2 separate regions of the Homo sapiens genome follow, and region 2 is linked to region 1. Evidence: read pairs that join two places in POLR2A ChIA-PET (ENCODE). Cell type or tissue: OCI-LY7. All regions are shown on one strand. Links, peaks and the distances in the headings refer to the core of each region. The heading gives the core; the rest is flanking DNA.

Region 1 (7,829 bases), core at 3,537-6,036:
TTTGTGTTATTGTGGTCAAATACACATAACATAAAATTTACAATGTATACCATTTTTAGGTGTACAGTTCAGTGGCATTAATTGAATTAGGGCACAAACCCCAACTCTCCATTTCCCTCTTCCCCCAAGCCCCTGATAGCCTATGATCTACTTTCTCTCTCTGTAATATGTCTAGGTGTCTCATGAAAGTAGAATTGTATCGTATTTGTCTTCTTGTGATCAGCTTATCTCATTAGCATAATGTCTTCAAGGTTCATCCAAGTTGTAGCATGTGTCAGAATTTCATCCCCTTTTAAGGCTGAATAATATTCCACTGTCTGTGTATACCATAGTTTGTTAATCTATTTATTTGTTGATGGACTTTTGGGTTGCTGTGCCTTTTAGCTATTATGAATAATACTGCTATGAACATTGGTATACAAATATCTGTTTGAGATCTTGCTTTCAGTTCTCTTTGTTATGTAGCCAGTAGTGAAGTGGCTGGCTTATACGGTAATTTTATGCTTAATTTTTTTTTGAGGAACTGCCTGCCATACTCTTTTCCACAGTGGCTGTACCATTTTACATTTCCACAGCCATGCACAAGAGTTCCAGTTTCTCCATTTCCTTGCCAACACTATTATTTTCTATTTTTTCAATAATAGCCATTCTAGTGGGTGTGAAGTGGTCTCATTGTGGTTTTTGATTTGCATTGCCCTAATGATGAGTGATATTGAGTATTCTATTGCTTTTTGAATTGACTAACACTCCTTGGCTGGATAGTCAGTGCCCTGTAGCACTGCGTCACATCCTATATGAGCACCCTCTCTGCTTAGCTTTCTATTCTCCATCTTTCCTGAGGGGGGGCCTTTCTGTGCCATCCCTTGGCTCACCCCTACAGAGGCAGGGGATTTTGGCATAGTGCAGCTCAGCATCCCAGGATGCAGGTCAGGGTGAGGTAATAGGGAGACTATATCTGGAAGGGAAAATGGAAACTATCCACCATTCCAATACTTTAACAACTGCTATATATCCATCACAATATCTAGGACAATCATGGGCTCATGGTAGATCATGAATACTTATGTATTAGAATATATTTTTGCCAGATGTATTAAAGCAGAAGTTGGGGTTAAGCCTGTGAACTACCTACTTTACCTACAGTTTCAAATGGTTAATGTGGGTAACCAGTTACAGAATCACCCCTGCCATGACAGACAATTGTTTTGCCTTCCAGCAGTTATGAGTCCCATGCCATAATTCCCTCCTCTCACCATCAGTCCACAGGGTCAATACATGGATAATTGTTGAAACTGGACGATGGGGGGGGGGTACATAATCTTTAAATTTATGTACATTTAGAATGTTCCATAATAAAAAGTTGATTCAGATAAACATACCAGGCCTCATCACTGACTGTGTGATGGAACGGACCACCTATAGTCTTATTTATCCATCTATTTTTTGCATTGGGTAATTAACTTGAGATCTATGGGCAATTGTTATTAAATTTAATTTTTTTAATTATACAATTCTACAAAGTCTAATGCTTAAGGCAATTTCTATGTCTATGATGTATAAGCATAAATTATTTTATAGGTCATTATATATAGTCATTTTAATGTTATGCTTATTGTCTGATGAGTATATAAAATAACATTTAAATAGCATTTAAGTAACTCCTATAATTACACTGAAAAATGTTTCCCAGTGTTACTGAAATCGGTTGCAAATCTTAGATACATAAAGTACTAGAAAAGTAGCCAAAAAAAGAGACAGGGACTCAACATGCTGCCAAAAATAATAATAGAACCTTGAATGTTAAACAGCTTTTTAAAAAGCTCTTCTCTGGAATGAAATGCATTCACTCAAGTTGTTCTTCCCCATCCTCCTGCTTCTTGTTATAGACGTGCCTTGCTGGCTGACTTCCTGATCGGTTGGTGGGCCCAGTCCTACTGAGTCACCCGGCTGCAACTGTTGAGTATGAGTGTGTGGAGCTGGTGGAAACCAGGATGGAGAGTAGGCTGGAGACTGAGCACTTGGGAAAATTTTAAATTGGAAAAAAACCACAAATGAACGAAAGCACTGAGTTGCTGCTGTGAGGGCAATTTGCTCTCTGTAGGCATCACAAAATGTATTTGATGATTGAGGCCAAAATTGGTCTATTTGCTTTGTTTCTTTGGAGAAAAATGAGAATACCAAGGATCGTCCTCTGGTTGGCATCACGTTCCTCTGTGCACAGTTATTTTCTGTTACAAATGGTTTTTACAGGTCGTATAAGGGGTAATGGGCAAGAGTTAATATTTTTCTGTTGTCACTCTGGAAAGTACATCAGGATCTTTCATTTCAATCTGTCCCTCTAAGTCTGGTTGTCCCTTTTCATGTACTCAAAGGAAAGTTGGCATGGGGCCCAAAACATAGTATGGGGTGTACCGATCTCCTTGGTCTGACCAGTTCAGCTTGGACCCTAGAGAAGCTCAGCCAGTGTGGACCAATTTGTGAAGAAGGCCACCCAGTGCTTTCGTCTAGGAAATGTTCCTAAAGTCAAGTCCATGTTTCAGTGAGTCTCCTCAGTTTTAAGAGGAGGCACAGAATGCCACAACTTCTAAGCTGCCTGCTTTTTAAAATGTTAATAAGTCATTAAAATTAGATAAGACAAGGCCGGGTGCAGTGGCTCACCCCTGCAATCCCAGTACTTTGGGAGGCCAAGGCAGGCAGATCACCTGAGGTCAGGAGTTTGAGACCAGCCTGGCCAACGTGGTGAAACCCCGTCTCTACTAAAAATACAAAAATTAGCCGAGTGTGGTATTGCGCACCTGTAATCCCAGCTACTCAGGGGAATTGCTTGAATCCAGGAGGCGGAGGTTGCAGTGAGCTGAGATCACGCCACTGCACTCCAACCTGGGCAACAGAGTGAGACTCGGTCTCAAAAAAAAAAAAAAAAATTAAATAAAACAGTGTGCTTAAAGCATGCAGCACTGTGTCTAGCACACTGTAAAAGTCAATAAATGTTAGCTCTTATTTATGATTATTCTAACTATGAGCACAACGAACTTTATTCTAAATTACTTATTCACTTAGCAAACAACTATTGAGTACCTACCATATGTCAAGCACAGTTTTAGTCAATATGGATGTGGCAGTGTACAATCGAGCCAAGATCCCTGCTCTCAACAAATGGACATGCTTTGAAAGGGAAAACACAATACATTGTTCAACTAAATAATTCCTTTAACAATTGTCATAAATAAAACAAAATGAGAGAGTGGGGATAGAGAGTGACTGAGGGGAATAGGATGGGGAGAAAAGTTGACTCTAGATGGAGTGACCAAGGAGAGCTTCTCCCCAGAAGGGATTGGATGGTGAGATGGAGTTGCCATGTGAAGATGCAGAGGTGCGGTAACCCAGGCAGAGGGAACAGTAAGAGAAAGGCCCTGAATAGACCCCATCTCAACACTGAGCCCTCTTACCACATGCAGTGGATGTCAGGCTGCAGGCCTCTTTGCTGTCCTTTCAATAGTTTCCGTGTTCAAGGCATTTAAGTACTCAACCTGCAATCAGATTAAATTGCTGCCAGAAGAGCTGTGGTCCTTAGGTGAAAACTCACCCATTTCTACAAGTAATGTAGAATTTTTAGTTTAAGCAAGCATGAGAAATGACTCCTTGAATAAGCAGTGCTTGATTGTCACTATTGCCCATTTCACTGGAAGAGCCCACCTTCCATCTTGGGACCAGGCCCATAACTCACTGCTACTCAAATCACAGAGGTAAGAACCAGCAGATGAGATAGGTTGGCTCCTGCTCTGCCAGTAAGTAACCTGCTATTTGCTCTTAACAGGTCACGTAGACCTTCTGTGACTTTGTTTGGTCATCTGCAAAACCAGAGGAATGGGTTACACCAGTGCATGTAAAACTTTCATGTGCCTTCCCATCTCCTGAAAACTTTGTTACCTGCAGACTCTGTCTCAGGAGTGTGGGGCAGGGCCTGGGATTCTGCATCTCTAACCAACTCCCAGGTAATGCTGAGGCTGCCCACCCTCAGACCACACTTTTGAGTATAGAGAGTTTAGATTAAGTACCTTCTAGCTCTAAATCTAGGAGTCTGCATTCCAAGCTTACTAGGACTTGAACTTCAAGTCCTTGAACTGATCTTAATCACATAAAAACCTGTGATGACCAAGACAGGTATGAGCTTCCTGCAATAACCAAGCTGTGCTTCCTTCTGGGTTGTCCAACCGTTGCAAGTCAAGATCACTGCCTCACCTTAGCTACCTGGTACTGCAACACCTATGCATCCTGTGGCAGGACTGGTGAAACTCATTATCACTTATCAAAATTGATATGATGAAATGAGGAAGCTTCGATTTCATAAATGTGCCAACATTCGGGCTGGGATGGAATGGTTTGTTTCCCCGAATAAGCTATAAAAACGGAACACAATAATTTAATTGACATTATTTGATGGATGAATGTAATCACTGAGTGAGATTCTTTTAAAATCACACCAAATTCCATACAGTTCTGGAAGTTCAGTGAAAGATGTTATTGTTGATTTTACTTTAATTACTCCTGCTGGGATTTACCTTGAGCGGGTTATTAGGCAGGTAACAAATCTAGATTTTTTTAAGAGTGGAAAATCCTTCAACTCTTCTGAGCAATATCAGTGTCCCCTTGGCTTCTTATCCCTAAAAGACATAGCTGAGGTGGTCAGTTTCCCGTGGCTCTCAGAAGATCTGCTCTCTAACAGGCCAGAGGAAGCAGAAGCATGATGACAAATAACTCAGGAAATGACAGACTTTTGTTGCACTATTTAGAGAAGGGAAGAAAGGTAGCATAATAGGGCACACTGTCATTGTCATAAGAATGGTTTACATTTGAATATCACCTCACAGTTTTTAAAGTGTTTTCAGGAAGTGACTATGGTTATCACCATTTTATGATGGAAGACTGCAGGCTAGAGGGAGCTGTGAACTGATAATTGATAAACAGAGCATCTGAACTCAGGTCTTCTATCCAGTGTAATTTTCAGCCTGTGGATAATCCTCCAATTACAGAACCTGAACCCAGTCTTTACGCGTTTTCCCAAGCTCACAGAGCATGGCATATAGAGGAAGAACAAGATTCTATCCAGTTCTGTTGATTCTCAGATTGACATCCTCTATTGTCAACCCCAAGACCTGTGATTACCTTTGTTGGACTGTTAGGACTACACAATCTATATTTCCCATCAAACATGCTCTCCTGTAGAGAGTTCCTTGGGGATAGACTGAGCCTAGCCAGATGTCAATAAATGGCATAAGATAATTAACTGACATTTCATTCAATCCTTCAATGTTTCTTCTCCCAGACATCAGTCCAAAGGTTCAAAGTGTCAAGGGACAGCCATCCAAGGGGAAGCAAACAAATGAAATAGGACTTGTTCTCTCTAATCCCTCTCAGGCTATGCAGGGCACTCCCTGGGGTAAGGCTGGCCATTTCAGAAAACATACTATAAATACTGTCAGTTCTTACCTGCCTTTTCAATCAGCTTTCTCTTTTTTAAATGTTTGCTAGGAAGGAAGATTCTCCACCTGAAGTGCGTGAACATACATTTCCAAACAGGTGATATCGCCAAACATGACTCATGGAGAAGTCAGTTGTTTTACAAAGAACTTGTAGGAAACAAATAGCAAAACATATTAAATATGCCTCTTGGCCAAGAATTGAAATCAGTGAAGGGCAATAACAAAGAAGAGAAGTATTTAGCCATGATTTCTACCTATTGTGAGCTCCTTATATTGTTCACAGGAGCTGCAACAAATATTTAGAAACAATCATAATACATAGACAACAATATTACCATATAGCAAAGCCTCAGTTAGTATTGATTTTATTGACTTTCCAGACACAGCAGGTAGTTGTAACTTACAATTATGCCCATAGGTGAGAGTCTCTATTTATGCTATCATACAAGACATTTAAAAAATTAATTCCGGCCGGGCGTGGTGGCTCACACTTGTAATCCCAGCACTTTGGGAGGCTGAGGCGGGAGGATCACGAGGTCAGGAGATCAAGACCATCCTGGCTAACACGGTGAAACCCCGTCTCTACTAAAAATACAAAAAAATTAGCCAGGCGTGGTGGTGGGAGCCTGTAGTCCCAGCTACTCGGGAGGCTGAGGCAGGAGAATGGCATGAACCTGGGAAGCTGGAGGTTGCGGTGAGCCGAGATGGCACCACTGCACTCCAGCCTGAGCGACAGAGCGAGACTCCATCTCAAAAAATAAACAAATAAATAATTCCAAGCCAGGTGCAGTGGCTCATGCCTGTTAATCTCAGCACTTTGGGAGGCTGAGGTAAGATGATCACCTGAGCTCAGGAGTTTAAGACCAGCCTAGGCAACATAGAGAGACCTTGTCTCTACAAAATAATAATAAGAATAAAGTTTAATGAGCCGAGCATGGTGGTGTGTGCCTGTGGTCCCAGCTACTCAGGAGGCTGAGGTGGGAGGATTGCTTGAGCCTGGGAGGACAAGGCTACAGTGAACTGTGATCATGCCACTGCACTCCAGCCTGGGTGACAGAGTGAGACTCTATCTCAAAATAATAAAAATAATAATAATAATTTCAACCCTAATGAATCAGACCAAATCACAGGCCAAAATCCAGTACCTGGTATAGAGTTAAATATCCCCATTCCGGACACAATGGAAAGCCAAACATCAGCAGAAACATTCAGGGTTTTTATTATTTTCTTTTGATTTTTAACCTGTCCTCATTCTCTGTAAGATAACACTGGTTTTTATCATTGGCATGCTCAATTGAACCATGGCCCTGGCAAAAATTAAATTGGTCATACCCACCTATCCATTCCCCCCATCCCCATCCCAATGATGCTGGAAAATGGCGAGGAAAATGATGACTATGCAGGGCTACCCAATGGTGGTGACAGTCTCTGAGGACTCCGAGCATCATGCTGCCAGTGGGTCAGCCCTGCCACACCTCTATTTGGGCATGACAAAAAGCAGCGCTTGGGGCAGCTTCAGATGGAGGGGTGGGGAACTGACTTCCCTTCCTGCCGAGACTCCAGGTGGAGTCTATGACCTCTTCCTGCCCTATTGTGTTGGAGTTAGAGAAAGTGTATGTGGCAGGATGGGGTGGAAGTGAGCAGGATGGCAGAGGTACGGACAATGTCCTGACAAGGAGGCAAACTTGAGGAAAAGGCAGAGGGCACACCATTTGGACCAGGGCCCCTGTTCCCTTACCTCACTGCCTTTGTCTCATTCTCTCAAAGGACCTGATTATTTGCTAGGAGCTAATACAGGGATCCAGACCCCCCACAGCCATCCACTTTCCAAATAAGCAGTAGACTCATTGATAGCCACAGCAGACGAGTCCCAAAGCTAGGGAATCCTGGTACCAGGAAGAACCTGGATTTTCCCATTAAAAGGACCTGGATTCCCTTCCTCGCCCTCCCATTCTGGTTCAACCGCACCTGATCTGGCTCTCTAGCTGTAAGATACTTTACAGTAGGAGGAAATGATGTTCCTCTTTCTGGCCTCCCTCTCTTGGTTATAACAATGAGAAAAGAAACATTCATGCCAGATACCCTCGCTGTGGCCCTGTCTCGGGGGCAGAGAAGGGATCTAGTTTGGCAAAAAGGGTTTCTTCTCCATGCACAAGCTCTTGCCTCACAGCCACAGAGAGATTCTGTGCAGGACCACCGACTTTCTGCACACTTCCTAGAAGCCCCAGACAAGGGGGGAAAAGCAGATGGACAGATTTGCAGTTAGCCTTCCAGAACCAAAGCAACTATACAGAATTCCTGCTGCGATGCTTCACCTTGCTGGGTGCAGGCTGCTGACTCAGAAAG
Region 2 (10,175 bases), core at 4,065-6,564, 120 kb before region 1:
GATATAGGTAATCCTGGTTTAATTGGACCTCTGCTCAAATATAATGAATGTTCACTGCAAGTCTGACAGGTTTACAGCAACCATTTTGGATAATATGCCACATAAAAGCAAGCATCATCAATGCATAGGGCAGGTGAAATGGGAATATACTAGATGACCTTTAAAATCCTAAATGTCTTTAACCCTACTCACTTGTCCAAAGTTTTTAGCACTTACTCTCACTCTCATCCTTCCCACTTTGAACACTTAAATCCGTCCTTGAAAACATTTTCAAAGCAGAACACGAAACAGTGACAAAAATAAGCACAGTCACTTTCAAAGATAACATGAAGGTATCAATAAAAATTCCATAATGAGGAAGCTCTCTCCCCTTCAGGACACAAACTCTTAAACTCAGAAGTTTGTGTGTTCAGGTGTTTGGAACTGGTGATGATGGGTTTTTTTTTTTCGGCGGGTGGGGGTATCAGGCAGCAGAATATATTGCAGTAATGACACTTTAAAGGGAGTTCAAGGTTAAATTGCAGATTTGCTATTCAAATTAACATAATCTACATTCATTTACTGGAAGGCAAGTGTAGCAATATGCTAGACCCTGAGACTCCACATAGGACTGGCTTTCTCAACAGCCAGGGCATTATCACCCCTGCAGAAGGCAGCTTGTCCCATCTGTCTTTATTGCTGCACTTTCCCTGATGGGCTAAGTGAAAGTCATTCAAAAATGCATAGTCTTGATTTAGCTGATTCTTTGACACTGTAAGATTCTCTCAGGAAAATTACACGGCAGTGAGAAGACAATCTTTGACACCGTAAGATTCTCTCAGGAAAATTACATGGCAGTGAGAAGACAATCAGTCCCTCTCCAACCTTAGGAGTTTGAGCTCTGAAAATGCTCACAGTTGGAAAGTTTACAGTTAAAGAACTTAGTGGGAAGAGTACTGAGGCAGACAGAAGTGATGAATGACCACAAGAAAACCTTCGTAAGTACTGGTATGCATACTCAAATAAATTTAAAAAGCATCGAAGTAAAAATATCAATTACTGCATATTTTACATATTTTAAATTGTTTGTAAGGTTTATTGTAGTATTACCAGTTCTTTTTAGGATTTTCTTCATTCACAGTGTCACAAATATTTGGAGTTGGGACAAAGAGGCAGATTATAAACATTCACAAGGGTCTTGTCAATGGTTTCTAGATTCTATGATCTCCCAGGGAAAACCCCACTGTGGCACACACACAGGGAGAAGGCAGAGATGGAAAATCATGCACGAGGTGGATCACTTAATTTGCTCACAACGGATCGAAACCAGTCATCTCCAGCTTCCTCTTTTAATTTTCCACACCTGAATTCCCTTTATGGGATTCTCAGTTTTTCCTTTTCCAATTAGAAAATGATGCCCAAAATAGAAACAGCTCAGAAAAGGAAAGGATTATATTCCCACCACTGTATAACACTACAGCTTTTCAAAGAGTTGACAGAGAAAGAAAGGAAAGAATGAGATGAGCGAGCAAAAAATGGAGCATTTCCGGGGCACTTGGGAGGGTGAGAGACAGGCAGTGAGAAAGGCATGAAGAACTTCACAGTTCAACTTAGAACCTAGGCTGCTTTTTTACATAAAATAAATGAGATTACTGTACTGTACTACACTACATCAACTGAACCTCTGCCATGGGAGGATACGAGTATTTTATGCAAAGGAGGATGTACGATAGCTTCCGTGTTTCTGCATTGGGAGGGAAAAAGTTTTTGACAAAAAAAAAAAAAAAAAAAAGAAACCCAAAGATAGGTTAGTCTTCCTACAAGACGCAAAGGGGAAAGTGCTGATCAAGCAGACCACACACTGGGTAAGATCCCTTTCATGCTGCTACAGCATCTTCACAGTTCTTTTTTGTTTTTTTAAATGACCTAGCAATCAATCATTTAAAGTTGTGTGACTAATGCCTATATTTTGGCTGGAAACTCCACTGAGGCAGGGACCTGTTTGCCTTTTCTTCACATTATCCTGGGCAATTGACACTCACTCATTAGCCCACAAGAGGTGGTTGAAGAGACAACCCTATTTATACAAAGACAGAAGGAGAAAACACAGAAAGGACCGAGGGGAGAGAAAAAACTTCCCGAGGGAGGACAATGAAAATTCAGAGAAGGCATTCCCATCATAAGTTACTCCCAGCAGAAATCTTCAGAACATGTTAGAAGGATTCAAAGCTGGCCTTTGCAAATAATTGTTAGGTTTATATGAAACTGAATTGAAAACTAAAACTCTGAGCAATTACACAAACAGGGACTACACTTTTCTTTGTGTGTTAATAAGGGACCTGTTGGCACTGGAAAAGAAATGTCATACTCCAGTGCCAGTTGAGCCTTCAAATAACTGAGGCTCTGGCTGACATTCTGACCACAACCTCCTGAGACACCCTGAGCAGGAACTACCTAGCTAAGGTGCTTCCCAACTCCTAACATGTGGGGGATCAGTCAGATTGGTGGGAAAAACTATAGGGAAAGGACACAAACCTTCTGAAAGGTCGAAAGGTTCTGCAGAGCCCCGGAGGAGAACAGGTGAAGGCAGCTGTTCTATAAAACTGAGGCAGAGGGCAAGGAGTAGGTACAAAAGAATGTGGGGGAATTTATCTTAAACAAGCTTGCTTACTTGTGTTGACCAGGAACTGACCTTTGATCATCTATGTACACCTGACATTCCCTGAAAGGCGAACAATGAATGTTAATTACCTACAGGTAGTGTTGGCTCCAGGTTTTTGGCACTGTGCCTGCACTGAATAAAAGCAAGCAGCTCCAGCTTCTCAGGGCTGCTCTCTGGCCACTAGAGCCAGGCAGTCACCTAGGTGCTCTCACACTGCTTACCTGTGTCTGAGTACTCATTTCATCCATCTGCCACAGTCTGTGAGACAGACCCGGTACCAACATAATAAATACACGTTGTTTCAAATCTGTAGATTCTGGAGTCATTTGTTATGCTGAAGAGTCTTTTATAAGACAATGATGATTTTTCTACTGTAATCTAACTGTGTTGTTGGCTAACCTGAGTTCCTCTCACCATGCCTGAAATAGAGCCACTGTTGGGTTAGGCTTGAGAAATGTACCAAATGTAGTAGAACCATGTTCTGATACTGGCCATGGTTTTTATCCAATGAGGATACAAAACCACTGCCTAGGTCATTAGAAAAAAATGCATTGTTCTTAATCTGACAGAAACAGTAAATTATTAGCTTGGCTTTTCCTGTCATAACCCTTCCCTACTATAATCCTTAACTCCTTTTCAGAACTCCCTGGGACTAGATGTATTTCAGAATTCAAAATTTTACAAATTTCAGAAAGGTATCTTCAGTGAGGTCTGGGGCAGCAACTTGTAGTCAGATACATTAATATTTCTTCCATGAAATGCATTACTATTCAAATCAAATGGGATAAAGGAAGACTAGAAAAAGCCTAGAGTTTTGCCACCAAATATGTTCAGTTTTGGTTGGATTTTGCCACCAAGTTAGTTATGAAGAACTTTTGTTTTTCAGAGTTTTTCTAATGTAGGACTGTGAATAAGGGACTGTAAACCTCTACTAGTGTTACATTAAAGTTTCCCTCCCTCATCTTTTTCTCATGTTTCTTCTTTCCCAATTGCTATTTGGTCACTACTTTTGGTCTACTTACTGGGAAATGCTTTCTTTAAATAGCTTGAGTTTTCATCTAGTTCAGCAGTTCTCAAACTTGACTGCACATTAGAATCATTTGGAGAGGTTTAAAAAAAATACTGATATTTAGGCCCCAACTAAATCAGAATCTCGGGATTGAACCAGGCATCAGTGTGCATTGTTGTTTCCAAGATTCCTAGGTGATTCTATTGCATCCAGGGTGAGAAATCACTGCTCTATTCAACAAGTATCTTACTTTCTCCAAGGCCCCATATTTCGACCTTCATTTCAACTGAAAATTTTTAGTCTGTACTTTGTCCTCCTCTAATTTAATTCATTTGTAAAGGAACGTGGCCTTCACTGTATTTAGATATAAAATTATGCTATAATCCAATCAAATAAGATTCACTTACTATAGTAGCAGTTCGACAGACAAGATTTATTCAAGTACAAAGAAAATTGCAAGGAGGCTTTTAAGAACCTTCAAGTTTAATTTAAAATATAGTTTACTCAATATAAAACAACTATGCAATTCAAAACACTTGCAGCTGACAGTTATATTTGGCCTTGTAAATGTCTAAATAGAGGACGATTAAAGGACTGATAAAACATATCCCAAATTTTTCCCTCTCCCCTAGTTACCCAACAGAAACTAGAGTCAGAAACATGTTGAAATGTTTTGGCTTTCTATCTTGGATAACCAACATGGCTGTTCACAAAATAGCCTTGACATTCAGTGAGAATCAGAGTCAGTCTTATGTCCAGCATTCTGTCTTCTTTTTCCTCTGGCAGTTTAGTAGTGCCTTTGGTCTTAAAATCCAAAGGCTCCCAGACCTGTTTTGCATCAAAGCTAAGATTCAAGCAAACTCTGAGTGACAGAGAGTTTCTCCATGGGAGAGGTTAACTGAGAAGACATGAGCAGGCTTGCTGGAAGAGGAGGCCCTTGAAAGCAAGGTATGAAGCTCAATTAGAAAGTCAAGGAAAGTTGGGCCGGGCGCGGTGGCTCATGCCTGCAATCCCAGCACTTTGGGAGGTCGAGGTGGGCAGATCATGAGGTCAGGAGTTCGAGACCAGCCTGACCAACATGAGGAAACTCCATCTCTACTAAAAATACAAAAAAATTAGCCGAGTATGGTGCACGCACCCGTAATCTCAGCTACTCGGGAGGCCTAGGCAGGAGAATCACTTGAACCCGGGAGGCGGAGGTTGCAGTGAGCTGAGACCACGCCATTGCACTTCAGCCTGGGCAACAGAGCAAGACTCCGTCTCAAAAAAAAAAAAAAAAAAAAAGAAGGAAAAAAAAGAAAAAAAAATCAAGGAAACTCATTTTGAGAGGACAGAGCAATATTAGCAAAGGTCTTAGTTACCAAAGCGTTGTCCTTACAAATTAATTTTTAATAGAATTGCCAATTCACAAATTCCCTAAAGGCTTTTAGTAAATCTATTAATCTTAGAAACATTTAAATTTTGATGCCATGATAGAAATGTTTTTAAAATACAGAGCCCATTTTTCTCAATTTCCTAAACTAAATGTAAGAAGAAACATAATCTAATATTCTTCCATGTTTTATTCCCAAAAAATATACAACTTTTAAGCCATTATATAATGTTAAGCTAGTATGGACTTTAAGAATTCTAGAAAAAATAAATAAATATGCTTCTTAAGAACCGTACTTTTATTTTTTATTTTCTTATTTTTTTGAGACAAGGTTTCGCTCTGTTGCCCAGGCTGGAGTGCAGTGGTACGATCTCAGCTCACTGCAACCTCTGCCTTCTGGGGTCAAGCAATCCTCCCACCTCAGTCTCCTGAGTAGCTGGGACTACAGGCGCCTGCCACCATGCCCAGCTAATTTGTTTGTATGTTTTTGTACAGATGGGGTTTCACCATGTTGTCCAGGCTGATCTTGAACCCCTGACCTCAAGTGATCTGCCCACCTCAGCCTCCCAGAGTGCTGGGATTGCAGGCGTGAGCCACCATGCCCAGCCAAGAAACTACTGTTCTCCACCAAATAGTTTATTTAACAGATAGTTATTTCCCCAATAACTGCTGTCATCACATCAAAGAGGTGTTTGTTAAGCATGCTGTGATGATAAAATGTATCTATCCTTACTCATCTGTTTCAAGGCACTTAGGAGTATTTTTTTTTTTTTTTTTTTTTTTTTGAGACAGAGTCTGGCTCTGTCGCCCAGGCTTGAGTGCAGTGGCGCAATCTCGGCTCACTGCAAGCTCCGCCTCCCGGGTTCACGCCATTCTCCCGCCTCAGCCTCCTGAGTAGCTGGGACTACAGGCGCCCACCACCGCGCCCGGCTAATTTTTTGTATTTTTAGTAGAGACGGGGTTTCACCATGTTAGCCAGGATGGTCTCGATCTCCTGACCTTGTGATCCGCCCGCCTCGGCCTCCCAAAGTGCTGGGATTACAGGCGTGAGCCACCGCGCCCGGCCAGGGGTATTTTTAAATCACTTAAATAGACTTGTTTAATGCAAACAAATATGCATGTTAACTTTATTGTAACTGAGATAATAGCTGGCCATTTAAAGACTAATATATGTAGAAGTGATCTGAAACTAACAAAATGAACTGGAATAGTCTTCTACGATTTTAAACGTCTATTAAGTCTGCTACACATGCACCTAATATGATAGAGGTTCACATTAAAAAGATCTGATAGTTGAGTACAAGCATACTTTGAGTTAATGGGAGTTGGATTACTTAGAATGGATAACAGTGTTTTTAGGAATATTACTAGAGGTATATTCAGGTCACACACACAAAAAATGGACTCCAGAAAGATCAACATCTGGATTGCATTTGGTTTTGTTAAGGTCCATGAGGAGTAGATAGTATCCACAGGAGAATGACCAGGAGATAGTCACCTCCCTGTAGTTCAACTTGACGAACACAGCCATCCTCATTTACCTTGTCATCTCTGCACAACTTGACTATTACTCACTCCCTTTTTCTTAACCATTGGGATTCCATGGCATCCCATGCTCCAGGTTTTCTCCTTCCTCTCTGGCTACTGCTTCTCTTCTCCAAAGGCTCCCCTTCTTCTGCCTTTTATAAAGACTTTGATGTCCCTTAGTGATTTATCCTCAACCCTCTTGACCTTCTTCTCTTTCCATTCACTCACATGACTTCAATTATATTTGCATTTCCAGCCCATATTTCCTGGGCCCTAGATCCCCATAGCCATCTACCTTCTGGACCTGAAAGTCCCACTTAGTGGCTCAAACTCAACATTTCCAAAGGTGAATTCACTTTTTCTTTTTTTGAGACTGGGTCTCACTCTGTCACCCAGGCTGGAGTGCAGTGGTCCAATCATGGCTCACTGCAGCCTCCATGACCAGGGCTCAAGCAATTCTCCTGCCTCAGCCTCCCGAGTACCTGAGAGGACAGGCACACACCACCAGGCCTGGCTAATTTTTTAATTATTTTTAGAGATGACATCTTGTTATGTTGCCCAGACTGGTCTTAAACTCCTGGGCTCAAGCAATCCTCCTGCCTCAGCCTCCTAAAGTACTGGGATTACAGCAGTGAGCCACTGAACCTAGACTGAAGTCACTTTTTTACCAATTCCGCTGCACTCCACAAATCTGCTCCATGAATGGCACCATCAGACACCATAGTCCCAAGCCAGGAAATAAGGTATCCCTGATTTAGCTCAGCCCATCACTGTCTCCTACTCAGGCCTCTGTCTCTAATTTTTCTCTCTCCATCCCACATCATTCTCTACTCTGCAGTCAGACTAAATCATCCTAAAATATAAATTTTATAATATTATATCTTTTCCCAAAAAACTCTTCAAAGATTTCTCCATGACACTATGACAGAGTCCAATGTCTGATACTGCATATATAGCGTTCTTCTGGTCGGGTCTTCAGTATCATCTCTATCTCCATTCCTCCTTCCAAAATCCATGCTCGAAGCTTATTAAAATATGGCATTTGCTATTCCCTGGATGGACTATGCTCTCTCTTTGCCCCAGGTCTTTTCACATATTCTGTCTGGAATGCCTCCCCACCTCCCCGCCTTGTATGGCTGTCACTTACTTACCCTTCAGATCCCAACTTAGGTACCATCTTCTCCTGAGCGCCACTCACCTCTCCTGTGTGAAGTCCTGTTTATACTCCAATAGCACTCTATACTTGTTTCAATTATAGCATGTATCACACTCTAATGAAATCTCCTCTTTAGCTGGAGGGCTCCAAAACTAGTTTATAAGCCCGCTGAAATGGACTTCTTTATTCATCATTATGAACCTGACTCCTGGCACCATTCCTGGTACATACGTTTGTGATCAAGAACACAAGTAAAATGTTTACAGTTGTTACTGAGAAGGTGTAGGGGGAACATGATCATTAACTTCAAGTATTTCAAAGTCTGAGGCTGAAATTCAGACCAATGGAGAGAAGTTGCAAAAGGACATGTTTTAGCTCAATGTAAGAACTTTCAAATACCCAGAACTGTCCACAGTGGAAATGGTCTATTGAATTTGTGAGATTCAATAGGAGATGCTTTACATGGGAAGGTATATATCAGAAGTGCCCCAAGGATTGTTCTAAAGATTTGTTTTAAGAATGTCTCATTTCCTAATGACCCCACTACCAAAAGAGAACAAGCATGTTCTCTTTGGAGACCATGGGGGTTGTTCATGTCACCTGGGAGTTGGTGACATATGTCAGCCTGCAGTTGAACAGCTGGTGATGTTATGGCCATCTAATCCACCTCACAGAAATAGAGGTGGTACAAATCTGAATGAATAGATAAAAAATAACTGTTGGAAACCATTTCCTGTCGTGGAAATCTCATGAATTTCATGGTACAAACAACAGAAGAAACTACAGATGTTTACAAGAACTCAGAAGAACAAGCTAACGACACTAACATCTTTTCAAAAGAGCAGGTGTATCTGTGTCTTCAGTTTTCAAAGCTGCTCTTACAACCTCTGATTGGTAATTTCTCTGAAGCCCTAACTGCTGATCTACCTGAATTTCCTGATAAATAAAAATTTGTATATAAAATGTATTTTAAGGAAATAAGTCTATATTAGACATTTTAATTTTTGTTGTAATAATAAAATAAAACGTTATGTTTACATAATTAAAATTTTAATTTTTATGTCTCAAGTTACTTTTTTTGGTGTTTTCTGGTAGACCCAGCGTATTATTCAATCTACAAAAAGCTCATAAATGATTCTCAGGTGGATTTTCATGATATAGTTTATTTAACAAAGCATCTCCAAAGCCATAATATAATTTTTAAACTCATGTCTTACTACGTCTTTTATTCTATGTTACACACCATTCCATACATATCTTTTCTCAATCATCGTGCCCTTTGGAGGTAAGATTATAAACTACAGCAACTGTGTAACTACATCAACAGTGAAGTCCCAGACATTCTAGGGATCTTCTATGGTAGCAATCTCTCATTTGTAGGGACAGATTCCTGTAGAACCTTGTAGGGATGTTACATTACAAAGACTGATATTGGGATAAACTCAGATTAGCGAAGACTGTTTCCAGCTAGAAATTCTACGCATAAAAACTGCTAACAAGTGAAGCCTCCTAGAAGACCAAGATTCAGAACCCGAGATCCAAAAGTCTAAAACAAGAGTAGGAAATCTCTAATTATTTTATGCCAACCTTGAGAGAAGCTGTAGTTTCCTGACGGTGGGGTGGAGTCACAGTCCTCTACCTCATAGGATTGTTGTGAGATTTAGACGAATTAACATGTATAAATCATCGGGACTGATTGATCCGACACAGAGTAAGTGCTATTTGAGTGTTATCTATTATCATCCTCATCACATTATTAGAATATAGTTGAGCTGAATGACAGAAGAAAGGACATATCCAGTCTTTAATTGCTTTAATATTGCATATGTTTAAGCCCTTTCTTCCACCTAAATTATAAACTCTTTCACAATCAGTATTTCCTCCATTTATTATATTTCACCTACCTAGCCCAGTCCCATTGCAACTAGAATAAAAGAGGCTGAAGCATTTCAGTGAAAATGTGTAAACAGTGCTTAAAGTGCTTTTTCAGACTTTACTTTCAGACTTTACTTTAAAAATGAACTTTTAGATTTCTATAGAATTCTGAAGCCTTTATAAATGTATGAAGGACAGACTTCAGGTTTCAAAATTCACTTTGAAACGTCAGAGGTATCAATCAACTTAAGTAGCTGTGCCCTGGCAGCTTCTGACATTCAAAAGAGAACTGCTGTATTAGAATCAGGAGATTATGGGTTCAAATTCAAATTCAAATCCAAATTCAAATTCTTGTATTTAACAAGAAATGTGCATTAGTTTAGTATCTCTTCCATTGCAAATTATCACCCATTTTACTGCTTAATATCCGCTTATTATTTCATATTTGTATAGGTCAAAAGTCCAGTTACAGGTTGGCTCAACTGGGTTCTCTGCTTCTCACAAGGCCTCGTGTAAGGCCCAAAGCAAAGTACCTGCTGGGCTGCACTCCTAACTGGAAGCTCTAGGGGAGCATGTTCTTCCATGCTCATGCAGG

What was found. Peaks named below come from ENCODE experiments on the same cell type or tissue, not always from the same donor. Only the 100,000 strongest peaks of a DNase experiment are listed, where the experiment ranks them.
Region 2: POLR2A ChIA-PET joins it to region 1 with 6 read pairs; 4 of 35 experiments call an interaction of 5 or more read pairs at or near these places.

The regions. Positions count from the first base shown.
Region 1 is chr7:22,385,932-22,393,760 of GRCh38, forward strand. No RefSeq gene overlaps it. Among named protein-coding and RNA genes, the nearest start is that of RAPGEF5, 33 kb to the left of the region's middle. In OCI-LY7, for the core only: CTCF peaks have their summits at 4,943 and 5,143; a DNase peak (open chromatin) is centred at 4,790; H3K4me3 peaks cover 1,164 bases; H3K27ac peaks cover 786 bases.
Region 2 is chr7:22,267,430-22,277,604 of GRCh38, forward strand. All of the region lies in intron 6 of RAPGEF5 (Rap guanine nucleotide exchange factor 5), which reads right to left. Among named protein-coding and RNA genes, the nearest start is that of RAPGEF5, 85 kb to the right of the region's middle. In OCI-LY7, for the core only: no CTCF peak of the experiment used is centred there; no DNase peak of the experiment used is centred there.